Regions from separate parts of the Homo sapiens genome. Here region 1 is linked to region 2. A link is a loop called in an ENCODE intact Hi-C map of the cell type or tissue named here. Cell type or tissue: GM12878. All regions are shown on one strand. Each heading gives the region's core, and the rest is flanking DNA. Links, peaks and the distances in the headings are about the cores only. Region 1 overlaps SCO1 (synthesis of cytochrome C oxidase 1). Region 2 holds the start of LOC124903927 (a long non-coding RNA gene).

What was found. Hi-C counts contacts between places; a loop is a spot of excess contacts. Peaks named below come from ENCODE experiments on the same cell type or tissue, not always from the same donor. Only the 100,000 strongest peaks of a DNase experiment are listed, where the experiment ranks them.
Region 1: a loop joins it to region 2, with 11 times the contacts of the local background. A loop is called at or near these places in 17 of 110 quality-filtered maps.

The regions. Positions count from the first base shown.
Region 1 is chr17:10,679,700-10,688,795 of GRCh38, forward strand. It overlaps SCO1 (synthesis of cytochrome C oxidase 1), which reads right to left. Exons shown (of 6, transcript NM_004589.4): 5 at 7,028-7,143; 6 at 1-1,554. The coding sequence ends at 1,420. Among named protein-coding and RNA genes, the nearest start is that of SCO1, 13 kb to the right of the region's middle. In GM12878, for the core only: a CTCF peak has its summit at 4,357 (motif pointing left); no DNase peak of the experiment used is centred there.
Region 2 is chr17:10,620,288-10,637,507 of GRCh38, forward strand. It overlaps MYH3 (myosin heavy chain 3), which reads right to left. Exons shown (of 41, transcript NM_002470.4): 29 at 15,448-15,566; 30 at 15,080-15,276; 31 at 14,553-14,736; 32 at 13,730-13,895; 33 at 13,304-13,428; 34 at 12,189-12,497; 35 at 11,526-11,729; 36 at 11,324-11,449; 37 at 10,001-10,171; 38 at 9,805-9,909; 39 at 9,555-9,650; 40 at 9,310-9,447; 41 at 8,245-8,392. The coding sequence ends at 8,366. It overlaps LOC124903927 (a long non-coding RNA gene), which reads left to right and starts at 10,345. Exons shown (of 3, transcript XR_007065620.1): 1 at 10,345-10,381; 2 at 11,294-11,477; 3 at 14,398-14,561. It overlaps MYHAS (myosin heavy chain gene cluster antisense RNA), which reads left to right. Exons shown (of 11, transcript NR_125367.1): 11 at 2,465-5,253. RefSeq lists enhancers at 13,825-13,984, 15,680-15,799. In GM12878, for the core only: a CTCF peak has its summit at 10,954 (motif pointing right); a DNase peak (open chromatin) is centred at 13,684.

The DNA.
Region 1 (9,096 bases), core at 242-8,241, 53 kb after region 2:
TAATCATTTTCTTCAATGGCTGACACACCAAAAGAAGGGTCAAATTTATTTATTTTTAAATTCATTTTAATTTCTGTATCTCTACATAGATATATCTAGAGGGTCTCACTCTGTTGCCCAGGCTGGAATGCAGTGGTGTGATTATAGCTCACTGAAGCCTTGAATTCCTGGGCTCAAGTGATACTCCATTTCAGTCTCCTGAGTAGCCAGGACTACAGGCATGTGCCACCATGCCAAAAAAATCTTCTGTAGAGATGGGGGCGGGGGGGGGGGGTCTCACTATGTTGCCCAGGCTTGTCTTGAATACCTAACCTCTAGCAATCCTCAGGCCCTGGCCTCCCAAAGTTTTGGGATTATAGGCATTAGCCATTGTGCCAGGCAAGTTATTTCCCCAAAAAACACTTTCTTAAGGGATGGTCCCAGTCCGCCAGCATCCGAGTCACCTGGGGTATCTGTCATGGAAGCAGGTCTCTGCATCATACTGCAGATTCAGTGAATTCAGCTCTGGGTCTGGGGAACTGCACTTCAGCAAGCGTCCCACCCACCTGCCCGCTGGAGCCTGTGGGTCTCTTTCCTGAGAACTGTGTGCAGCCATCTATGTACCCACTCATCACCCATGAAAAAGATCACGCTTGTCTGAACAGCAAAACTGAGTATGTTTACTTTACACAAAGTACAATCCAGTATATGCAGAAAGGTACTCAGCATCACACTCGTGATCAATATCCTCTTATTTCCATTTGGTATGTCACTGAAAACCTGGCACACCACTTAGCTAAAAATCACATAAAAGAACCCCTAGAGAAATCAAACTGATGTTTTTTTTCCCCCAAACAATAGATTTCCTCTTCATTAGTCAAATCTGATAGTGATATTCATTAATAAGGAAAACTAAAGTTTTCAAGCATCAACTCTGAATGGCAGAGACCCTAATCTGACTGTTATTAGCCACCAAGAACTCAGAAGAGCAAAGAACTCAAGAAGAGGCAAGCAAGAGCACTATGGAAATTATATTCTTTTCTGTGAAATTCAGTCCCACAGCTATTTGAGCAAGGGCCCAAGACGATGGAGAGGCGGCAAAGCTGCTGGGAGGGCCTGTTCGCAGGCAGGAATGCACTGGCTGTGCCTCGCCCCGCCATGTCCTTCCACAGGTGGGCTCTTCACTGGCTTCACTTCAGCTTGATCCTCTGGTCTCCCCACAGCTTCCTGGGAGACTTTGGGTTGTAATCTTTACAGTTCCAAGAATCAATTTTGGTTGAACGCAAGGGTAACATCCCCATCCAAAACAGAAATGTTCTCATGGTATGAAGGCCATTCTGTAGAGTGCACGTATATATGTTTATATTTATATAGGCTCCTATGCGAGACAGTTTCCTTCCTCTTAGCAAGAGAATACTGCATCCAGCAACACTGCTTTGGCTAGCTCTTTTTTCTGTATGGCCTCATGTGTGTGGCAATTGAAGCAGCTATTTCTCCCTTCCTCTTGTTCTGGCCAAAATAATCTAGAAACTCACCATCTGGTCCAATCAAGTACATTATTATTGTGTGATCCACCTGCAGAGAAAAGGGGGGAGAGTGTGACAAAGATTACCAAAATAAGCTGCTTATTTTACTGAATGTATGCTGCAAGATAAGAGAACTTTACATTAATGCTTAAATAACCTTTACAGCATCTATTATTTATGGAATAGGCTTAAGTCTATCATAGCAAATTCCTAACAAAAATTGTCTAAAATCTTTTGTGTCCTAAACATCTGCACTGGTTATTGCTTGTCACATCAGCTAGAACCTGAAATTCTTTTGGTTTAATCCTTAACATATTTACCCACACACTCTGAGAAAAGAATTCACCTTCTAAGAAATAGCTGCTGCAGGCTTTCATAAAGCAGTCAATGTTTGTGGAATAGCAATGCTTGTTGAAAAATACCTTCATTTTTGAGTAAGATATCTCCTCAGACCCTAAACATGTTACAAACAGACATCACATGGAATTAAGTGTTGGTGAAAAACTGCTTTCTTTAGTAAGTTCTTGGGTTTATTCATGTTTTAGAAAGAACTGGTTGTCATTCATTACTGCCAAAATTCTGCTTACCACGCTTTATGAGAAGAAATCAGAAAACTAATCATTAGTTTAAATAATCTATAAATTTGAACAATATTTAGTTTTAATATTAGTAATTCAAACAGAAACAGGAAAAGAAACATTTTTCTCCCCAAGGAAATTTTTGTCTCCTCCACTGAATAATCCTATCTGAAATCAATCCATCACCTGGAAAGCAAATCCTCGGGAGCATAAATGCTGCCCCCCTAACCAGAGAGTCATCGTAAACTCAGCATCCATTTTCCCAGCAAAGTCCTAAAATGGTCCCAGCTCTAACTTTAACTTAGATTAGTCATCAGATTTTTTAGTTAGACACTTCCATAAAATCCAATTTTAAGTGAGATTTGGCACTTAGAGTCCTTGGAATTTATTGCAGGCTTGACTGCTATTTGGCAAGACAAAGAAAGACAGGAATGTGACTACAAATACCAAACTGGAGACACCTCCCAAACATACCCCAGCACGCACTATATGTCTGTGAGGGTATTATTTTTTATACACACATTCTTAAGATAGCAAATGGAAAGAGCACTTGCCTACCCACATAAGGAAAGAATGTACACCAAAAGAGCGCCAACAACTGGATTCCAAGTGCTGTGGGATAGTTCACCGCAGGAGCAAGACGGGGGGCTACGTTTCTCCACATATTTGATACAGAAATCAGAATTAAGTCTCCAGTTCTCTCTTCAAGCCTTACTCTGTAGCTTACATCACTCTTTCTCCCTATTTCTTCCTTTTCTCTATTCTCTGTTAAAAAAAACAAACTACAGTATGTGGGACTTATTTTCTGAGTGTTCTTAATATAAATTACCTTGTAGTACACAACAAAAATATTATTTTATCTGTATCTGTCGAACTTGTCAGAGGTCACTCCTCAATATTCCTTTGGGTTGTGACAGAGCACATTGACATTTATTCTAATACAGAGGTCTACAGAGGTCTTCCAAGTTCTAGTACTTCCTTGTATAGAAAAAGGACACTAGCATTAACTGACAAATTCTTTCACATGTCATCTTAAGCCATGAAACAGGTATTCTCCTCCTCTTCAAATGATATCACAGGCTGGAGAGAGTAAATTATATAATTGGTAAGTGCCAGGCCTAACTTTAAAACCTAGAATCTGTCCAGTTTCAAAGTCCACAAACTTTTATCACCACGTTGCCTCTAGCTCCAATTCTAATGGAGAGCAGCAACTCAGTTTTTCTAGTGTGCAAGTTACGTTTTAGTGTGAATTATTTTTTGAAAAGGTAATATATGCACATAGAAAACGAATATCCAGTTAATGTATACAATGAAAATGTCCCTCCCCCTCTTCACACCCAGAGTGCCTCAGTTCCCCTTAGAGTGAACCAATGCCATCAGTTCCTTCTGTATCCTTCCGAAGAAATTCTCTGCATCTACTATGTGTATATATCCACTACCACTTATTTTTTTTATACACAAGTAACAATATATTCTACAGTACTTGCTTTCTCATTTAACAATATATTGGACATTGTTCTACGTTAGATTATACACAGTAGTTAAAAAATGGTTACTGGATTTTCAGTTTTTTCTCTTTAAAAACAATGCCATAGGGTATATTTATAGGATAAAGTCCAAAAAGTAGAATCTCTTGCATAAAAAGTATATAACTTTAAATGTGAGAAATACTGTTAAACTGCCCTCTGAAGAGGGTGTATGAGTTTAATTCCTATCAACAATGCATGAGTGTGCCTGCTGTTCCAAATTCACTCCTGCAGTTTATTTCCTGCTTTTCCAATTTCGACAATATATTTTCAGATTTTCTGACCACTGCTGAGCCAAGAGAAAAATGTTACCTCATTATACAATTCACATTTCTTTTATTATGAAACTGCACATTTAGGTTTGAAAGCTATTTGTATTCTTTTTTCAAAAGTATTTTCTAACTAATATCTATATAATAATATAGTATTATATATATATAATACAATAATGTGCAGATCCAGCTTTCTATGGAATTCCAAATATTTGGTATACCCAGTTCGATCACTCTGAAGAGTCCACTCAAAAGCCAGAAGCTTGCCTGTTGTTGCTGTCGTTTGGGATTAAGAAAACTTCATTCCATTACATCTCAACATTAACCTTAAAGGTACCCCCTTACTTCCTGCAGGTCCTTAAATGATAACAGAAGTTTCCCAAACCATCCTATGGATGAAAATCTGTGACCTCAAGGGACTGAAGTCATACTAATGAAAAACCTAAGAAGCTGAAGAATGTCTCCCCCTATTGGATGATTTAGCAAATGTACAGCATGAATTCCTCATCGAATCTCATCAAAAGTCAAATTCTTATGGCAGTAGGCCAGTATTTCTCAAAATGGGGCCAAAGATACATTCTACAAGGTCCAAGAAGTTTCCATAAGACTTACATATTTTTGTTTTCATTTGTAATTAAAAACATTAATATCCATATTCTGGATTATCTGTGTTGTGAGTATAAATTTCAGTGCCCAGGCTTGTGTTTGCTCCATGATCTCACTGGCACCTAGCTGCCCACTGCTGTTACAGGCAGACATGAATATGATACATTCTTGCCAAATCAACACTAACCAGGCAAGGCAGGCTACACGATTAAAGGTTTCAAAGTATTTTAAATAGAAAATGCAGAGGGGCAGTTGAGTAGAGTTGGGTATGTGATAGCAGTCTGACCAAAACCCCCTCCCTTCTTGCCCTGAGCAGCACTTTGGTTTCAGCAAAATCTCTTGTCAATGTAACTGAATGTTTTCAATTTAAGTTTTGCAGGCTGTTTGGGTTTATTTGTACAACTGCTTTCTGATTTGACTTTCTGACTCTGAGTTATGAGTTCTAAGCATCAAGACTATGGAGTGTTACCTAGTTTAGGACTGTATACATTTAAACAATTTAATATAACTCATTTAATGCTGGAAATCAGACTGATGAGCTCATCTATTCCTGCTGTCATCATCGGATAAACTCAAAACCAGTTAATACAACTCTCTATAAAGACAGAAGTCCGGAAAGTCCTTTTCCTATGGTTTCCTCTTTTGGCCACTGTGGCTCTCTGCTCTTCTCTCATTCTGCTAGAGAAGCAGCAAGAGGAAAACAGAGGAGGGTCCCTCTACTTTCCTTACAATTAAGGCTTAAAGAAAAGTGCTCATTTTTCTCATCTTTTACTCCAAGGAATCCAAGTTTCCCTAATTCTACGAGGCACCACATCTGGAAGACAGGATTACTGTGTAGGCTTAATTAAGGCAAACAGGCCAGAACCTTGCTTTTAATTCAGGCTGTAGGCTCCAGGGGCACACACGTTCCAGGTTCAAAGGGACAAAGAAATCATAGTTGGCTGTTGAGACAAAGCACTGCAGTGAGACATCCCATCCCCTCTGCATCTCAACTCTTGGGATGGGCCATGGGGAGCTGCTGGATCAGTGACTCAGGGTCTTGGCCATCTTTCTTTCTACAAAGACAGCTTCACAGCTAGAAAGGCTCTTAGGATTACTCTGCCCAAACAATATTATAGAAAAAACAGAGTATGACAACTAAGAAAAATACTGAAATAATGCTAAAATACAACGCCGACTCTTCATATGATAGGAGAAAAATGTCCAAATTGAGAGGAAAATTGGTGGATAGTGGTGGTGCTAATGCCTTTTGGTGCTTCACTGTGAAACCACTGACAAGAAAAGAAACACAGTAACTTGGGCATGACCTTAAGGCTTCTGGGGCAGTGCTGATGAATATGAAGATAGTTAATTTAAGAGCTACACAAGTACAACAGAATTTCTGTTCCTTATCATTAAAAAGCACATATTTAACGCCTAACTGTCCAAGGCATATAGTCAATGGGCAAATAAACCTTTCATCTTTTGCTTTTCAGAATTCTCATTCAACCTAAAAATGCAGTTCTCCATGGCCTAAAACTGGTTCTCCAGAAGAGCAATTTCTGATACCTCTACTGGGGACACAGTGAGAACCAACACAATCTTTTTAAAATAAGTGTTGTTCCAAATGATGGCTTCTCTTTATTTCCAACATGGCACCCAAGTATCTGGTTTTAAACTGCCCTAAAATCCTATATGCCACTATAAGAGAAAAACAGGCAATTGAATTATGAGAACAGTGAATATAAATCAAACAATCATCTTTTAAAAAACTGCTTCTGGCTGGGCGCAGTGGCTCAGGCCTGTAATCCCAGCACTTTGGGAGGCTGAGGTGGGCAGGGCAGACCACCTGAGGTCAGGAATTCGAGACCCCCTGGCCTCGCCTGGCCAACATGGCAAAACTCCTTCTCTACTAAAAATACAAAAACTAGCCAGGCGTGGGAGCACATGCCTGTAATCCCAGCTACGCGAGAGGCTGAGGGAGGAGAATTGCTTGAATCCGGGAGGCGGAGGTCGAAGTGAGCCAAGATCGCACCACTGCACTCCAGCCTGGCTGACGGAGTGAGACTCCGTCTCGAAAATAAATAAAAAGTAAAAAACATGCTTCTATTATCCTTTCAAATATTCAAAATTCCTAAGGAGGCTGGATGCGGTGGCTCACGTCTGTAATCCCAGTACTTTGGGAGGCTGAGGCGGGTAAGGTCAGGAGTTCGAGACCAGCCTGGCCAACGTGGTGAAACCCCGTCTCTACCAAAAAATATAAAAAAGTAGCCAGGTGTGGTGGCGCGCACCTGTAATCCCAGCTACTCGGGAGGCTGACATAGGAGAATTGCTTGAATCTGGGAGGCGGAGGTTGCAGTGAGCGAAGATTGTGCCACTGCACTCCAGCCTGGATGACAGAATGAGACTCCATCTCAAAAAAAAAAAAAAAAAAATTCCTAAGGACTTTGCAATAATCTTAGGTATTCTCTCTTCTCAGAAGCTAGTCAGTCATTGAAAGCCTTATGACTATTTGGGATCTGGGAGCTGGTCCATGGGTTAAAACTGGAACATTTACTCACTATGTAGTCTTCATCTTCGTCCTTGGGGCCAGGGCTGTAATACACTCTGTATGCTCTGGCCACTTGATCGACCTCTTCTCTCGTGCCAGTCAAGCCAACCAGTTTGGGAGAAAATTCTAAATAAAAAATGAGAGAGACAGTGAAAAATGAGAAGCCAGTAAAACAACCATCTCTACTTCAAAAAATGTATCAGTTGTAAAGCAGCTCTACTGCCACTTTCTTCCTGTGAGTCTCCAAACATTTCTTCACGATTCAAAGGAAAAGGAGAAGAAATTCACAAAGAACAAATGAAAATTCTCCTTTGTAATATATAAGTCAAATCTTTTTATGACTATCTAGTAAAGACCTGGAGGGAATATTTTCTAATCACTTGTATCACATTTTAAATTGATTTTTAAGGAGTAGTCACATGTAGTTCTCAGATATACTAAAGCTTAAAATTATTATCATAAATTAAATACTATAACTTTTCATGGCATCATATGGGGAAAAAAATTTGCTTCATAACTAAGTTCATATCAGGTCAAAATACCTGTGTCTTATTTTCCTGCAAATAATTTCAACACTGGTATCAAGTTCTACTCTTTACTTCTGATTTAAAAAAACTGGTTAATTAATACTAGTCATCCCCAAAACGCAATCTTAACAAAGTTCTGAAATAAGGGCAAATCATTCACAGCGTGTATCTGCTATTAAGTTTTTGGAATTCATGTAAGTGAACCGGTAGAGGTCACTTAAAACAACTGGATTCATCAAACTACTGAAATGACAGCCCAACATTTAACAGCAGTTCCTTTTTCTAAAGGTACAGAAGCCAATTTTTGTTCCTTGGATGAACTCATCATTCTAAATGAGACATTGTTCAGATTCTGAAAAGACAGGCTTTCTTTTTCCACTCTGAGTAAATAAAGAGAAAGGTGAATGAAGCCTGAGTTAGCTGCACATTCAAACTTTTTTTAAAACTAAATTGCTGAAACTGCATTTTTTTCTAAATACCAAATTAAAGTTTTAAAAATCTCCCCAAAATGCAACTAGTAATGACTACATCATCAATCGCTATGTTCTGTTGAAAATTACCATAAAGTCTGGTGTTTTGGTTAGGTACAGCAACTCGAATGTCTACTCATTTGGGGATATTATGGTTTGGTTAGTAATATGTGATTTTTGCCAATATAACACATGTTTAAATTGAAGACTGTGCATAACTCAATGAGTTCATAAATATCTGTTTTTCATTGCTTCATGAAATGACTATACTATTGCCCAAATTTCTGACAAACCTATAAACTGTAGATATAAATTATGCTTAAGTATACGTAGTAAAAACTCTAAACTTCAAGAAGAAAACATAAACCTTCGTAACCTTAGGTTAGTCAAAGATTTCTTATATACCAAACCAAAAGCACTATATTAAAAGGACAAACTGATAAATTTGGACTTCATTAAAACTGAAAACTGCTGTTTGAAAGGCACTGTTAAGAGACTGAAATGACGAGCCACAGACTGGCAGAAAATATTTGCAAATCACACACCTAACTTGTATCCAGAATATAAATAATACATATACACATAATGTGAAAACAAAGAACTCCATAAAAAGCGGTCAAAAGATATGAACAGACACTTCACTAAAGGTAATACAGATGGCAAATAAGAGCATAAAAAGAAGCTTAACATTAACAGTCATTAAGAAAATGTATGCCAAAACCACAATGAGATATCACTAAGCACCTACTAGAGTGGCTAAAATTAAAAAGACTGGCCACACCAAGAGTGGTGATGCTGTGGAGGAGCTGGGACTCTCATATACTGCTGGCAGGAATGCAGAAATATACCATTTTGGAAAACAGGTTCTCAGTGTCTTAGAAAGTTAAAATACACCTACTATATGATCTAACCATTCCTATCCTATTTACTCAAAAGAAATGAAAGCATGTGTCCACACAAAAACATGTACATAAATGTTCTTAGCAGCTTTATCTGTAACAGCCAATAAATGCAAAAAACTCAAATGTCTATAGGTGAACTATTAGTCAGCAACAAAAAGGAATGAACTATGATACACAGAA
Region 2 (17,220 bases), core at 7,087-15,086:
CCATGGGGATGTCCTCACCCAGCCTCGAGATTGTGACTTTCTGGAAACTTTAGTAACAAATGCTGCCTGTGCCAACAGCTTAGCACTTGGTTATACTGTTAATTAATTCCCAGAATCTTAGACACTAGGGTGGCAAATAGGATTTTATGAGTGCCTGAGTGCCAGAGAAGATTAGCAAGAGAAAAAAAAAAAAACAAACAAAAAAAAAACAGAATGGAGAGGTTTCACTCTTGGACATGGAGTTTTGAGAAATCCTCCAGGGCCTGGTTCTCAGAGGGTGGTCCCTGGACCACCAGCATCAGTATCATCAGGGAACTTGCTAGAACCGTAAAACCTTGAGCCCCATTCCAGACCTGAGAATCAGAACCTGGAAGGTGGGGTCTGGTGAGGTGGGTTTCAGCCAACAAGCCCTGCAGAGCATTCCGAGGCATGTTCAAGTTTGAGAATCACTGATTTAGAGCCATGCTTCTCAAACCCCGCTGTGCCTGCCAGTCACCCAGGGATCTCATTAGAAAGCAGATTCTGATCCAGTCGCCTAGGGAGGGTTCTAAGACTTTGCAGTTCTGACAAGCTCCCAGGTGACACAATACTGCTGGTCTTTGGAAAACTTTGTGTAGCAGAGATCTAGGCCTGCATTTCCCAGACAAGCTTTATGATGAAAGTCACCTGGGTGCTTATTAACTATACAAGTTACCAGGTCTCTCCCCTGGAAATTCCCGTTTTGTGGATCTGGCTTTGGGCCCAGGAATCCGCTTTTTAAAACAACTGCTCTAAGAGTTTACCTTTAGGCAGATGATTAGAATCACCAGGGAACGTTTCAATGCAGATTCCCCAGCTCCAACCCAACCTACTGACTCAGAATCTCTGACGGTGCAGCCCTAAATTCTGAATTTTTTTTTAAAGAAAGTAAACCAGGCAGCCAGGCATGGTGGCTCACGTCTATAATCCTAGCACTTTGGGAGGCCTAAGCGAGTGGATAACAAGGTCAGGAGTTTGAGACCAGTCTGGCCAATATGGTGAAACCCTGTCTCTGCTAAAAATACAAAACTTAGCTGGGTATGGTGGTGGGTGCCTGTAGTCCCAGCTACTTAGGAGGCTGAGGCAGGAGAATCGCTTGAATCCGGGAGGCGGAGGTTGCAGTGAGCCAAGATTACGCCACTGCACTCCAGCCTGGGTGACAGGGTGAGACTCTATCTCAAAAAAAAAAAAAAAAAGTAAACCAGGCAATGCTGATGCCCAGCTAGGTTTAGAAACCCTTGGAATAGTTCAGACCTCTCGTTTTTCAAGTAAGGAACCGGAAACCTGGAGAGTGAGATGCCAAAGATTATGAAAGAAACTGGAAGGAAAGTGAAGACTGGAACAGAGATTTTCTCATTCCTGCTTGAGTGTTCTTCCAATGACTGTGTGTGTGTAGCTTTGAAAATACAAAGTATTGGGAATAGGAACTGTGATACAAACAAAGGTAAGTAGGACAGTGTAAGTCATGACTGCTACTCAGGGAGAGTAGAGGGAGTATTTAAAAATGCCCCTAAAAAGGTGCACAAAGGATAGGGGCGTAGCCACTGGTGGGTGGGGAGGACCAAGACAGCCTGAGGTGTGTTAAGATTTCAAGGGGAGATGGCTGGGCGGGAGTAGTGAAGGGGAGCCACATCTGCGGGCACACGTGGAAGGACAGGTTGAGTATCCATCTGAGGCGGCCTGGCGTGGTGGCTCACACCTGTAATCCCAGCACTTTGGGAGGCTGAGGCGGGTGGATCACAAGGTCAGGAGTTCGAGACCAGCCTGGCCAATATGGTGAAACTCCGTCTCTACCAAAATTACAAAAATTAGCTGGGTGTGGTGGTGGGCACCTATAGTCCCGGCTACTAGGGAGGCTGAGGCAGGAGAATTGCTTGAACCTGGGAGGTGGAGGTTACACTGAGCGGAGATAGCACCACTGCACTCCAGCCTGGGTGACAAAGCAAGACTCTATCACAAAAATAATAATAATAATAATAAGTATCCATCTGAGGCAAGTGTACTAAACTGATGGGCCGGGAGGGGGCATTCACAGTTGCTGGGCAGAGCAGTGACAGGTCAGAGTTGTGTTTCAAATAGGCCTAAGTAGGACTAAGTTGTATTAACTAACTTGAATGGACTCAGCTGTAACATTGTCTGTCTTGAACACTACACACTTTGGGGCCAAATGGTTGGTGAACCATGTGTACCCCAGATCACCAGCTCTTCATATCACCATGCAAGCCAAAAATTCGTTTCAATTGAGCCATGACATGCAGGAAGAGACTGCCCAAAATTGCTTCTTCCTTTTTCTGTAACACTTAATATTCAAACTGTCTTTTTAACTCAGCAACACAGGATGATTTAAACTATAGACCTAGTATTAATATTTCCTTACAGAGGTGGCAACAGCCACCAAAACAAACAAACAAAAAAGCTCATGTTCATCTCCACCCCCATATTTCAGACAGTGACATGAAGGCAATGGATTCTCAGCATTACAAGGCAAGACAGAACTTGAAGGAAGAAGGCTGGGAGGAAACCAATGTTGAATGAACACTGACTCTGTGCTCAGCCCTGAGCAAGCAGTGGAATGCCCCTGGGCTGTGAGCCACGAATTCAAATCCCAGCTTGTAGAGCTGTTCTGGGGGTTAGAAGTTTGGGGTCCCTCGTTGCTGCACTCGTTCCAGGTTTGGGGCTGGCGCTGCCCTTCTGACCCCTCCCTAAAGTGGACACAGGAGAAGGAGCGGGGAGAAGAGACAGGCGGCCAGGAGACACCCTGTTGAGGGCTCCCTCTGCTTGCAACAGGACCTGCTGAGGTTGCAGCTGAAGTGCTGGTCTTCCCAGAGAAAACAACCCCTCATTCTCAAAGGATGAGAGTGAGCCCTGCGGGGCTGCATGCTCTTGGCCATGGGAGATCAACTGTGGTCACATAGAGTGTAATCAGTGTGTATTTATGGATCACTCACTACATGCAAGACCGGGACACAGCCGGGATTTACTGTGGGGCTGAAAGCAAGTCACTTAAAAAGGTAAAAATTCATGTCCTTTTAATCTACTTTTCAGCAAGGAACATCACGTCTGAATGCTCGCGGCCTCTGCCTGCCCCGTGGGATGGTGCTGGAAATTATACTCATATTTAGATAGCATTCTCTGCAAGTGGCTGCTGTTGTCCTTCCATCGTCAGCACAGGCAGATGCTGGGAGTACCCACCTTGGGGTGAGGTGGCAAGAGAGGGCCAGCTTGTATCCGCCTCGTTGTCGTCCTTCCTTCCTGACTTGACTCTCTCCTCTGTGGCCTTCTCAGGAGTGGGATGTGGTTGTGAGGAGAATGTGCACTTTACCCCTCACCAGTCCAGAGAGGGGCACATAGCCCAAACCTCTCCCCTTCCCAGAAACCTGCAAGTCCCCCTGGGTGCGCCTGTGTGATGAGGCAGGCTCCGAGAGCCACAGGCTGGTGGGCCACTAGGAAGCAGTAAAGGAAGACATTTTATGATTGTAGCTGGAGATAATGAATTGAAAAGCTGGTCTCTGTTTCTGGAAATGATGCCAGGAGGCCCTCAAAATAAACGCCCACCTGTCCTTCAGGTCTCAACACCTGTTGCTCTTGGGACAGAGATCCCAGGCCCAAAATAGGCACAGCTGCTATGGATGCTCGTCTTGCCCTCCTGGAGCTGAGACTGGGCCATGTTTGGAAATATGTCTCCCTCCATCCCCTCCTCCCATCCTCATTTGGAGCCTTAGGGCTTTAAGACGTGAGCTCTTTCCTCGCTCCCTCTCCCCAGTCTTTCTTGGGTATCTCTGCTCCTCCCATCACCTGTTCCTGGGCATGGCATAGGCAGTTGGTAAATGACAGATGAATGAATACATGTACAAGGAAACACAGATCTGAAATTTCTAGCAGCAAAGTTTGGAGCAGGAAGCTCTGGCTGGCCCTGGGCTTTTTGCTAAGGGTGTTCTGGCTTCGCGTGGCAGCACCCCTCCCCACCGGGCCTTTGCCAGGACGCTCGATCCTCTCTTCGGGCTTCTGAGCAGTGTGAATTGCAAACAGCCATGCCCACTCCCCAGGCCAAGAAAACCAAGTTCATGGCCAGGATTGCTCACAAAAAAAAAAAAAAAAAAAGAACCACTTCTGCCTTATCATTCTCTCTTTATTACCGAAATGCGGAGACAGAAAGTCAACAGAGAAAGAATTGTTTTCCCCAAGGCCACACAGATTGCTCCAACACTTGACTTTTCCTGCTAGGAACTCAATCCAAGAGATGGGCTTTCTTTTGTTCTCTGACTATAAAAGGGTGTCACCTTGTCACCATCTTCTATCACACAGGACCCCTATGGGCTTGGTTTGGTTTTGTTCTTTCATCATTATTATTTGGAAAGTTATATTTCCTTTACTGTCCTTGAGGTGTGAGGCTTCACCTCATCTTGTCTCCATATCCCTGAGTCACTAAGGAGTCCTATGTCAATGACACCTCTCCATATGCTTTACCTAAGCTGCCCCTTCTCTCAGCAAGTTCGCGCCAGGCTTCCCCATGAAGGCCACCTAAGGGTGTCTATCGTCCCCCTCCTAAATCTCCCCAGGACTTTTGAACAAGGGCCATGTCCAGTTTAATGTCACACAAAGAAGACTCATCAAAGCCCAGGAGTTGGGAGTTCTTGCTCCTCACTGCCATGGAAAGCATGAAACATCTGAGATAAAAATAATCTGTGCCATCCCCTGGCTCCGGATGGACAGCAGTTGGGGCATGAGCGCCTCCAGAATGTCTCAGCATTGCTGAGGGTAACCGGATCGCCGCTCAGATCCAGCAGGCAGCCTCAGAACCTCCCAGCTGCTGTTGTTTTTAGCACCGGGATTATTGGTAGGGGTGTAAATAGACATCTGTGTTCTGGGTGGCTCGCTCACCCCACATTCCTAGGCACACTTGTTTTATTAAAGCTCTCAGCTGTCGGGTGATCCAGGCGTGGAGAAATGAAAGGCCGCCCTCACCAGCTGGTGGTGGACTGCAAACTGCAACCAGTTTTCCCCCATAAGGACATGTTACTCCTATTAGAAACTGTGTCCCTCACATGTCCTTAAGAAGCGGGCCATCTGCCAATCATAAATCGAGATCTCAGCCGTTCCAAATAAAGAAAGAGTCTACCCTCCTTGCTGGCAGTCCTTTTATAGTTGACAGATTTTTTTTTTTAATCTTGTGCTTGGCCATGTATTTCTTGTGTAATTAAAAAATTATAAAAGGTAATAAAAAATACAAATCCACTGCTAAGAGATTTAAGACTCAATAAAAATTTCAGAAAGCCAGAGGTTTCTGGATAGTATGAGGATTACAAGGAGAAGGTTAATAAATTCCATGTCCCAACACCAGAAAAAAAGAATAAAAGAGAAAAAACAAGGCTATTTATGAAAAGGAAAAGTAATTAGAAATGGCCCTTAATGGCTGAGTGTGGTGGCTCATACCTGTAATCCCAGCACCTTGGGAGGCCGAGGCGGGTGGATCACCTAAGGTCAGAAGTTCGAGATCATTCTGGCCAACATGGTAAAACCCCGTCTCTACTAAAAATACAAAAAAATTAGCCAGGCATGGTGGCGTGTGCCTGTAGTCCCAGCTACCTGGGAGGCTGAGGCATGAGAATTGCTTGAAACCGGGTGGCAAAAGTTGCACTGAGCCAAGATCGCACCACTGCGCTCCAGCCTGGGTGACAGAGTGAGACTCCTTCTCAATAAAAATAAAAAATATAATAAGAAATGGTCCTTAATTTGGAGAGGCTCACCCAAAAAAGTGAGCCTGAAGAGAAGGCGCCCTTCATTCTTTTGCCACCCTGTTCTGGAGCCCATGTACGAAAGAGCCAGTGGATATTGCAAATGAGCTAAAGTCACCCAAGTTCCTACTGAATGGTCAAAGGTCCTATCTTAAGAGAGGCTCTCTGAGGATGGGGTGGGCTGAGGTGGTGGACAAGAGGAGGGTTATAGAGAAACACCTGGAGGACGCTAACAGAAACAGTCGATCATCAAAAAGAAAACACGAAGCACGCTTTGGGTTCTATCAGCCCAGTTTCAACACAGCTTTACCCTGTGCGCCAGCTCTTTTGAGGGATTTCGCCTGTCTATGTGGCCGGCTGCCCCGGTAGAAGGTTAGTACTTTGTAGGGTAAAGGAGTCTTAGGATCTAGAGAGAATCCAGCTCTGCCATTTTGACCTTGAACAAATCACTGAGTTTCGTCTTTTCATCTGTAAAGTGGGTGATAAGGTCCATCTCCTCATCGCCAAGTCTGTATGCTGAGGGCACGAGAGAGTGCATGCCAAGTGCACATGGGTGGAGTTCAGTAAATAGTGGCTGATCTCATCCTCCTCCTCTCCATGGTCGGAGGAGACCCCCTCTCTGGCTCGTGTGGCACGGCAGCTCCTGATTTGGAATGGAATTGGTGCTTTCATTTTTTGCTTCTTAATAACACAGCTTACATTTTCTATAGTCGTGGGCATCCTTTTTTTATGGAATAAATGAACATGGGTGACTTTGGTCATAATATTCACTCTTAGAAAATGAATCTTTTCATTTATATCCTTCACAAAATCAGAGCCTAATAGAAATAGTCACAGGTCACTTCCAGCACCAAACTCCGCACCTTCTCCTTTGTGGGAAATGTCACACTTTGCCAATAAGTGGACACAGGGGGTTCCACGGCCCCAGGTATTTTCAAGTGCAGAGGCACTCCAGTTCTGCATAAAATGCATCAGGGGCCTCTTTTATTAATTCTTTAAGTCATAAGTTCTGTAAAATAAGTTTACTTCAACGATCTCTCGCTTACTCTTCCTTTCTGGTATGTACATATTTTACCACCTTTTTTTTTTCTTTTTGAGACAGAGTCTTGCTCTGTCTCCAGGCCGGAGTGCAGTGGTGTGATCTTGGCTCACTGCAACCTCCGCCTCCTGGGTTCAAGCGATTCTCCTGCCTCAGCCTCCCGAGTAGCTGGAACTACAGGAGGGCACCACCACACCCAGCTAATTTTTGTATTTTTAGTAGAGACGGGGTTTCACCATGTTGGCCAGGATGGTCTTGATCTCTTGACCTCGTGATCTGCCCGCCTCGGCCTCCCAAAGTGCCGGGATTACAGGCGTGAGTCACTGCGTCCAGCCTTTACCATGTATTTTTAAAAGATAAGGACTATCTTAGAAAGCATAATCACAAAATCACATTATACCGTGAAATGAACAATAATCTCATGTCACCATCAATATCCAGTCAATAGTCAAATTTACCAATTGGACCGTGTGTGTGTGTGTGTGTGTGTGTGTGTGTGTCTATTTTTTAACAGCGTGTTTGTACAAAGCAGTATCCTAACAAGGTCCACACAGTGCAATTGGCGGATAGGTCCACTAAGTATCTTTTAATCTACAGGTCTCCCTTGTATTTGTTTTATATTTTTTCTTTGCAATTTATTTATTGAAAAAGCTAAATGATTTGTTGAGTTCCCCCACATCTGGAGAGAACACCCCTTGGCCTTTCATTCTCACCTGAGTCAAACTAGGTCCCCTAATCTTCTGGAATCAGACAAAGAAGGGAACTTGGCAGCTATTGCTAATAAATTTACTGATGACAATAAACAAAGGATCCCAGGCTAGAAGATGCTCTTTCTAGTAGCAAGTCAACCAGATAGTTATTTGACTTCCTGCCTTCCTTCCCTCTTAAGGTAAAGACAAGGTTATCTTGGGTCAGGGGTGGGATTTTCTGTTGTGCAGCTTTGAAATAGTGCACACTGATCTAAGATAACAGTAGTAGATTTAGACTGAGCGCTTGAAGGGGCCAGCCTCTTTTTTATTCATTTATGTATTTTTGATAGCACAGTGCTTACATGAACAGCTGCCCAACAAATATTTACTAGATTTCAGATGTATTTCCCCACTAGAATGTAAAGAAGGAGAATGTGGGCCTTTGCTTTATAACCTTATTCAACTCAAGACAAGGGCTTTTCATGAGCCTACCTTTGTGTTTCCTTCATGTCATATTAAGAGATGACTCTTTTGAAAAGCTCTCCCTCCCATTCCCCACCAAAGCAAAGGTTAACCCGGAAGTTTTTTTTTTTCCTTTTTGATTTAAGCCAAAAGCCATCTCTCCCTCCGCACATGCACACACCAATTGAATTTACCGAGCCATCTGCTTACAAAGCTTTCACCTCCGAGCATACAAACCATCAAACTAGGAACCATTTCTGCATGGGGAAGAGGAAAACAAATACAGCAAAGCGGCCCCAGATTGAAACAAAGCAAAGTTTATTGCATGTGAAAAAGAGTCACATGGACATTAAGTATCAATGGTCAGGAATCAAGAAAATATACATTTTGCATATCTTCTGTCCTGCTCCAGAAGGGCTGGCTCACTCTTCACTCTCGTGGACCACCATCTAGGAAGAAAGTAGGCACCTGGAGTCAAGTCGGGTGGCAGAGACACATTCCCACCCACCACTTCTGCCGGCTGGCATCAGAGTTGCTTGCCTACTTCAGTGGGACACAGGATATTTTTTGGACCTTGGGAAAACGCACGATTGCACACATGAAGTCACCCCATAGCCTGAGAAACTGGCCCTCCGAAAGAGCAAGCCCCAAACGCTGGAGACCCAGCGACCTACTGTCGGATGCTGTGTGTTCAGCGGGCTCTGGAGGGGGCTCCTGCAGCAGCCTTTTGTTACCAGCAGGGGGCGCATGAAAGAGCTCAGTGGGACCCGCTCGCTCCTTTTCAGGATGGCGGTTTGTTTTGTTTTGTTGGGATACATGTGCAGAACGTGCAGGTTTGTTACATAGGTATACATGTGCCATGGTGGTTTGCTGCACCTATCAACCTGTCATCTAGGTTTTAGGCCCCACGTGCATTAGCTGTTTGTCCTAATGCTCTCCCTCCCCTTGCCGCCCCCACCCCCGGAAAGGCCCCGGTGTGTGATGTTCCCCTCCCTGTGTCCACGTGTTCTCACTGTTCAACTCCCACTAATGAGTGAGAACATGTGGTGTTTGGTTTTCTGTTTCTGTGTTAGTTTGCTGAGAATGATGGCTTCCAGCTTCATCCATGTCCCTGCAAAGGACATGATATCATTCTTTTTTATGGCTGCATAGTATTCCATGGTGTACATGTGCAGGATGGCGGTTTTTATTGTGACTCACAGACCAGGATTCTAGCGAGGGTCCAGTCAGCTAAGTGACTTTAAGCACTTTCTCTTCCTGAGCCTGAGACTCCCCAGCTCTAAAGTAAAGGGTTCTCTGAGGTTCCTTCCAGCTAAGAAGTTTCTACAGTCCCTGGGGGGGGGCTCCTCCCAGCTCAGCGACTCACCCTGCTGGAGGTGAAGTCTCGAGTCTTAGCGCGGAGCTTGTTGACTTGAGATTCTGCGATATCCGCACGTTCCTCGGCCTCCTCCAGCTCATGCTGAGCCTTTCGGAATTTGGTGAGATGAGCATTGGCTTGTTCATCCTAAAACCAAAGAGCCCAGGCAGGTTATATCAGCACGCGCCTCTCTCAGAACTCACCACGGGAAACAGCACGGTCTGCCTGCCGCAGTCAGCACCTATCTCACTTACAGCCTCCTCCGCCTGCCTCTTGTAGGACTTGACTTTCACTTGCAGTTTATCCACCAGATCCTGCAATCTCAGCACATTCTTCCTGTCCTCTTCACTCTAAGAATGAGAAAGTGGGAATGTCACTGGAGAGGAGGGGGCAGATTTGCACACGGCATGGGCAGCTTTCTGGGCCAAAGTGTTTCTTCCTGTGGTTTGATGGAGAATCTGCACGTCACAGAGGACACGATCATGGCGTTTGCGTTCCACTTACCTGGTACGTCAGCTCCTTGACCCTCCGCTCATACTTCCTCAGGCCCTTAACAGACTCTGTGTTCTTCTTCTGCTCTCCCTCAAGTTCAAACTCCAGCTCTCGGATCTGGGGGAGAGGGTGGGGAAATTAGTCTGGGGCTGCAGCGTGATTGGGAGGCTGGAAAGCTCAGCGCAGGCGGGGTTCCTCCTGCACACACCCTGGTCTCCAGTTTCTGGATCTGCTTCTTCCCGCCCTTCAGCGCCAGCTGCTCGGCCTCATCTAGACGATGCTGCAGGTCCTTCACCGTCTGTTCCAGGTTCTTCTTCATCCGCTCAAGGTGGGCGCTGGTGTCCTGCTCCTTCTTCAGCTCCTCCGCCATCATGGCAGCCTGAAAAGCACATGGGACTTGCTAGGATGCAGAGGAAGCTCCAGTGCCTTGGAACTGTCAAAACCTGGGGACCTCGGAGGACCAGAGACCATGCTAAAGAAAAAGGACAGGCCAGGCGCGGTGGCTCACGTCTGTAATCCCAGCACTTTGGGAGGCCAAGGCGGGTGGATCACCTGAGGTCAGGAGTTCAAGACCAGCCTGCTCAACATGGTGAAAGCCCATCTCTACTAAAAATACAAAAAATTAGCTGGGCGTGGTGGCAGATGCCCGTATTCCCAGCTACTCCGGAGGCTGAGGCAGGAGAGTTGCTTGAACCCAGGAGGAGGAGGTTGCAGTGAGCCGAGATCTCGCCATTGCACTCCAGCCTGGTCAATAAGAGTGAAACTCCATCTCGGGGGTGGGGGAAGAAAGAAAGAAAGAAAAAGGACAACGGGTGAGACTGTGATGAAGCACACTCTGCCACCCTGGAAGAGGGCCAGAGCTACACCCAGTAGATAAAATAACCTAATCAATGAGGCAATGAGAACTTTAGCGACAGGCTGGGAAACAGTTTCTTCCCTTTCTTAAGCTGGCCTCCTTTGAAACTCTCCCCTGCCCCAGGGAAATTCTTTTTTCATTACCACCAATATATATTTTCAAAGGAGCTTGAGACTTAGAGTAGTCTGACTTGATACTCAGCCTCATAGATTTGGGGATAGTGAGATTAAGGGAAGGCCTCTGGAGAATTAAGGCTGTACAGGAACAACAAAATCGCTTCGAGGTAAAGTTCTCCCGCCAGGCAGCAGGTGGCGCCATTAGCGCGGTGGGCCGCCGGGAGAAAGCCTCGGAGACCCAGGAAGGGAAAAATGTGTGGGATATTAACACCTCAGGTTCTTGTTTTCATATTTGGAATAAGTCAGATGTTGAAGGAAAGACATGCACACCTCTCCACAGGCAGAACTACTAGGATATAATCCCTTCCTGCCTTTTTTTCTTATGCCCTTCTTCTAAAGTGCAGGAGGGAACAGGGGAGTTTGAGCGGAGATGGGAGCCCTCGGGGAGCAGAATGTGCACCAGGTGTGGCTGGGGGAGACCGCACCTGTCTAACTATGTGAGGGCTTTAATGCAATGCAATCCCGGCAGCCCGAGGGCAGCAGGAAGGAGACGCCTTACGTCCGTGATGGCCTTCTTGGCCTTCTCCTCAGCGTTCCTTGCATCCCTGCTGGCATCTTCTACCTCACTCTGGAGCTGCATGAGGTCTGTCTCCAGCTTCTTCTTGGTGTGGATGAGGCTGGTGTTCTAGGGCAAGAGGAGGGCTGTTAACCAGGTGCGTATGAGGCTGGAACCTCGCCTCTCTTCCTCTCCCTCCCCTCACCTGGGTATGCAGCAGCTGCACCCTCTCGTTGGAGTCCAGGAGCTCCTGTTCCGCCAGTTTCCGGGCCCTCTCCGTCTGCTCCAGAGTAGCCCGCAGCTCCTCCACCTCGGCCTGCAGCAGGTTGGCTCTGCGCTCCACAATCGCCAGCTGCTCCTTCAGGTCCTCCTGGCCCCGGAGGGCATCATCCAGGTGGAGCTGCGTATCCTAGCCAGAGAAAAACGAACATTCTATTTGAAGTTGAGGCGTTAGGACCACGAGCCTCATCTGCATCTCTGAGTTTTGTTTGTTTGTTTGTTTGTTTTTGTTTTGTTTTGTTTTGTTTGTTTTGAGACAGGGTCTTGTTCTGTCACCCAAGCTGGTGTGCAGTTGCGTGATCTCAGCTCACTGTAACCTCTGCCTCCTGGAAAGCAATCCTCCCATCTCAGCCTCCCAAGTAGCTGAGACCACAGGCTTGTGCCACCATGCCTAGCTAATTTTTATTTTTTTTGTAGAGATAAGGTTTTGCTATATTGCCCAGGCTGGTATCAAACTCCTGGGCTCAAGTGAGCCTCTTGCCTCAGTCTCCCAGAGCGCTGGGACTACAGGCGTGCACCACTGTGCCCAGCCTACATTTCTGAGTATGTGAGGAGGAGAGAGGTTTTTCCCCGATGGGTTCTCTCAAACCTTCAGCTGTCCCTGGACACTCCTGAGGTGTTTGAGGGTCTCCGCCGCCTGGCGGTTGGCGTGGCTCAGCTGGATCTCGATTTCATTCAGGTCCCCCTCCATCTTCTTCTTGAGCCGGATGGCTTCATTCCTGCTCCGCACCTCGGCGTCCAGGGCGCTCTGCATGGTTTCCACTGTTCTCTGGTAGTTCCTCTTCAGCTGCTCGATCTCTTCATCCTTCTCGGCGATCTTTCTATCAATTTCTGATTTCACTTGTGTCAATTCAAGCTGGATTCGGAGGATCTTGGCTTCTTCATGCTCAAGAGCAGCCTTTAAGAAACAAAAGCAAATCAAATAGTGTCTGTGATGGTATGGAGCCAGCTCCACTACCCTGCAGGATAACAAAACTTCAATGGAATAGTCCTAAATCTAATCCTACAATAGTCACAATTCACTTTTTAAATGTCCCCAAATTGGCCGGGTGCAGTGGTTCACACCTGTAATCCCAGCACTTTGGGAGGCCGAGGGGGGCAGATCACCTGAGGTCACGAGTTTGAGACCAGCCTGACCAATGTAGTGAAACCCTGTCTCTACTAAAAATACAAAAATTAGCCAGGCATGGTGGTGCCCGCCTGTAATCCCAGCTACTCGGGAGGCTGAGGCAGGAGAATCATTTGAACCCAGGAGACAGAGGTTGCAGTGGGCCTAGATTGCCAGCATGGGCAACAAGAGCAAAACTCTGTCTCAAGAAAAAAAAAGTCCCAAATTTATCTTCAGTGCAGAAATAAAAGCACGTTTCATTGCTTTTTGGTTTTGATTATACTATCAACCAATAATAATGTTTAAATCATATTTCTTAGGAGCATAAAGCACTTTCTAGATATTTTTAATTCATGTAATATTTTGTAAAATCTCATCTTTAGGCCTATTTAATATGACAGTCTTCTCCAATAAATTTAAGATAATTCACAGGTATTATTCAGCCTCACAGTTTTGCTGTGTGACGGGAAAGCAGCAGGCATTAGGACTGTGATTTGACAAAGGCAAAAATGGAGACACAGCATGGAGCAGCCAGCCTCCCTGGCCGTGGCTCACCATGGCTGCATCTGCGCCTGAGCCTGCCTCCCAGCACTCACCTCTGCTTCCTCGAGAGCCAGCTGGATATCAGCCTTTTCCAGCTCAATCTGCTTTCTTGATTTCTCCAGTTCATGGATGGTTTTGCCATTTTCAGCAATTTGTTCTGTGAGATCTGCTATCTCCTCTGTAAAGAAGTAAGTTTCAGTTGCATATGAGCGCCTCTGCGTGGGTTTCCAGACATGCAAAGCATTGACTCAATGCTTTTTACCTGGTTTATTATAATCCTAAGGTTTCCTGCTTCCTAGAGATAAGATATTGTACAGAGAGAGGCTAAAACGTAACCCGTCAGATGGTGAACACTTTCTGCATGTGCATTAACACACATGTGTGCAGGAAACTGAGTGATGAAGCCACACCCACGCCAGCATGCTCTCGAGCAATAGAGCATGAAAGGAGGAGGTTTCAGAGGGTTTCGAATAGCTTACGCTCTAAGTTCTTATTTTCCCGTTTCACAGTTTCAAGTTGATCTAAGGCTTCCTCGTAGGCATTTTTCAGTTTGAAGAGCTCAGTGCTCAAGGAGCGGGACTCCTTCAGGGATGCCTCCAGCTCTGCTTGGCTCTCCTCACACTTTGTCTTCCACTCTGCCAACACCTGAAACACCGGACGGAAGTTCTCTCCGTTTCTGAGCTCTCCTCTAGGTTTCTAACAAAATACTAAATAACTAAATTAAATGCAGAGTTAGGGCTACACTTGGCATCACTTGCCTGGCTCCTTGTTGTCGATTATTGGGCTAATCAAGATTCTGTTCCATAAATGTACTCAAGGTAATGAGTCAGGAACAATTGCCATCTTGAAAAAGCAAATAGATCCTTTGAGAAGGAATTAGCTGGGCATAATTGTCCTTTTCCTAATATAAAAAGGGCCCTGTACTTCTAAATATTTCATTAAAGCATTGGTTCCAATCAACTTTATCTGCCATCTTGAAAGAAGGGCTTCCAGAAAGCCTCCCAATAGGATCTCAGCTTAGACAGACCAGTAGTACGGAAAGGAAAAATGCTTAGGACTGCACGGACATTGTAGAAATTGGTTTGTTTCCACGGACAACATTTGAAAGGGACCTCTACCCCCAGCCCATTCCCATTCTGTTTTGCAGATGAGGAAACTACAGCCCGGTGAAGTTCAGGGACTTGCCCAAGGCCACACTGCTGGTGAGGGCAGAGTCAGGTCCGGGATGCATTCTCCTCCTTCCACGGCTGCTAGGAATCCCTTACATCATGGCATTCACCCAGCACACAGCGGACCCCACACCTTGTCAAAGTTCCTCTGCTTCTTGTCCAGAGCGGCGGCCAAGGAATTGGCTCTTTCAACATCAACCATCAGATCCTCCACCTCTCCTTGCAGCCTCTGCTTGGTCTTCTCCAGTGAAGCACATTTAGCATTCACTGCCTCAACCTGTTCCTCGGAATCTTGAAGGCGCTGAGCAAGTTTTTTCCTTAAAGAATATGAAAGAGAAGCAGCTGTTATTTCAGTTTCCATCCACTTGAACATCACTATTCATCAAGTTGGAATCACTAATCTATGTGATTCAGACACCCATGTGTTTTTATACGCCCAGGAGAATTTCCTGTCTACTCAAAATCTGGGATCAATAACTTGCCTTGTGTCTGACCAAGATCAAAGCTGTTTGTTTTAATAAAATGTGCTAACGCCAGGTCCCTCTAATGGCCCAGCACCGCATTTAAAGACACATGAGATGGGGAAACGCCTAGTAATAAAAATAAATTCATCGAATTCATTCCTAAGTAGTTCTTCTAAAAGCAAACAGAGCTGCGCACTTGGCCTCCTCCAGCTCTTCTGTGCGCTGGATGGCGTCCGTCTCGTATTTGGTTCTCCACTGGGCAACCTCACTATTGGCCTTGGACAGCGCCCTCTGCAGCTCAGCTTTGCCTTCCTGCTCCTCCTCATACTGTTCCCGCAGCAGGTCACAGTCGTGGCGGGAGGACTGCAGGGCGTGCGCCAGGGCGTTCTTGGCCTGCAGAAGTTAAAAAGAGAAGAGCACCTGATATATTTAGTGCCAGGTGCATGATACAATCCAAGTGTGTCCCTTCTATCACCACCTTCTGAATGAAGTTGCCTTTTATTTTTTCCTCCTACAGGTGATATTTAAAAATAAGGGCAAAGAAGTCTTCCTTCAATGGTGTACCTTGTTCTCTTCCTCCAGCTGCCTCTTGAGCTCTTCTGTTTGCTGGGTAAAGGCTTGCTTGCTCCTGGAAAGTTGGGATACTATGCTTTCTTTTTCTTCCAGCTGACGACTCAGCTCACCTGTGTCCAGAAGGAAATAGTTTCATTTCATTTATTCACTCATTCACTCACCAACTTTCTATTATGTGTAGGGCACTGTGCTAAGATCTGGGGAGACAGAAAATGATAAGATATGGTTTCTTCTTCAGGGAGAAGGTATATGGTTCATGAAAAGGAAACTGAAAGCAGAACTGATAAGGTATTGTTGTAGGCCAGGTGCAGTGGCTCACGCCTGTAATCCCAGCACTTTGGGAGGCTGAGGCAGGCAGATCACAAGGTCAGGAGTTTGAGACCAGCCTGGCCAATATGGTGAAACCCCATCTCTACTAAAAACAAAAATTAGCCGGGCGTGGTCATGGGCACCTGTAGTCCCAGCTACTTGGGAGGCTGAGGCAGGAGAATCACTGGAACCCAGGAGGTGGAGGTTGCAGTGAGCCAAGATCATGCCTCAATCTCAAAAAAAAAAAAAAAAAAAAAGATATTGTTGTAAACTACTGGAAGGTGGGACTGATGTCTGTCAAAAAAAAAATCCATTGAGAAGAACTGTAAATGTAAACGTTACCAGGAGCACCTAATAACTCCCATCAGACCTCCCCAGTGGCAGGTGTTTCCAGCTGTTTATTGATTTGTTATCGACAAATACATAGGGAAATACTTAGAGCTTTATATCTCTAGTTAGACTCTTGGGGGAATAGGGTAAGTTCAAGTTTATATGCTTACATAGAGGTAAGAGAAAAACATAGAATGGGGCTTTATGGCTCCAGACGTGAATCCCCCAACATGGTAAAAGTGGCCACCATAGGCCGGGTGCGGTGGCTCACGCCTGTAATCCCAGCACTTTGGGAGGCCGACGCAGGCGGATCACGAGGTCAGGAGTTCAAGACCAGCCTGGCCAACACAGTGAAACCCTGTCTCTACTAAAAATACAAAAATTAGCCGTGTGTGTTGGCATGCGTCTGTAGTCCCAGCTACTCAGGAGGCTGAGGCAAGAGAATCGCTTGAACCCGGGAGGCGGAGTTTGCAGTGAGCCGAGATCACACAATTGCACTCCAGCCTGGGTGACAGAGAGTGAGACTCTGTCTAAAAAAAAAAAAATGTGGCTACCAAACTTCTTTTCTTCATTGTCTTGGCTGTGACTGCCAGCCGAGGATGGATTCACCTGTGAGGATGCACCAGGGCTGGGTGAAGCCACATTTTCTAGGCGAAAACTCCAAATAACATTCCCTTAAACTTTTTTTTTTTTTGAGACAGAGTTTCATTCTTGTTGCCCAGGCTGGAGTGCAATGGCATAATCTCGGCTCACTGCAACCTCCGCCTCCTGGGTTCAAGCGATTCTCCTGCCTCAGCCTCCCAAGTAGCTGGGATTACAGGCACCCACCACCATGCCTCGCTAATTTTTGTATTTTTAATAGAGACGGGGTTTCACCATGTCGGCCAGGCTGGTCTTGAACTCCTGACCTCAGGTGATCCGCCCGCCTCGGCCTCCCAAAGTGCTGGGTTGACAGGCATGAGCTACCACACCCGGCCTCCCTTATGTTTTTATTATACACCAGGACCTTTAAACACTGGCCATGTTTCTCTCTTTAGTCTCAAAAACTTGGACGCAGACAATGAATATCTGAGTTAAGAAGTATCAAGGCCCTGGCTCTTAGTTTCTAGTCTCATTTCTGCCCAT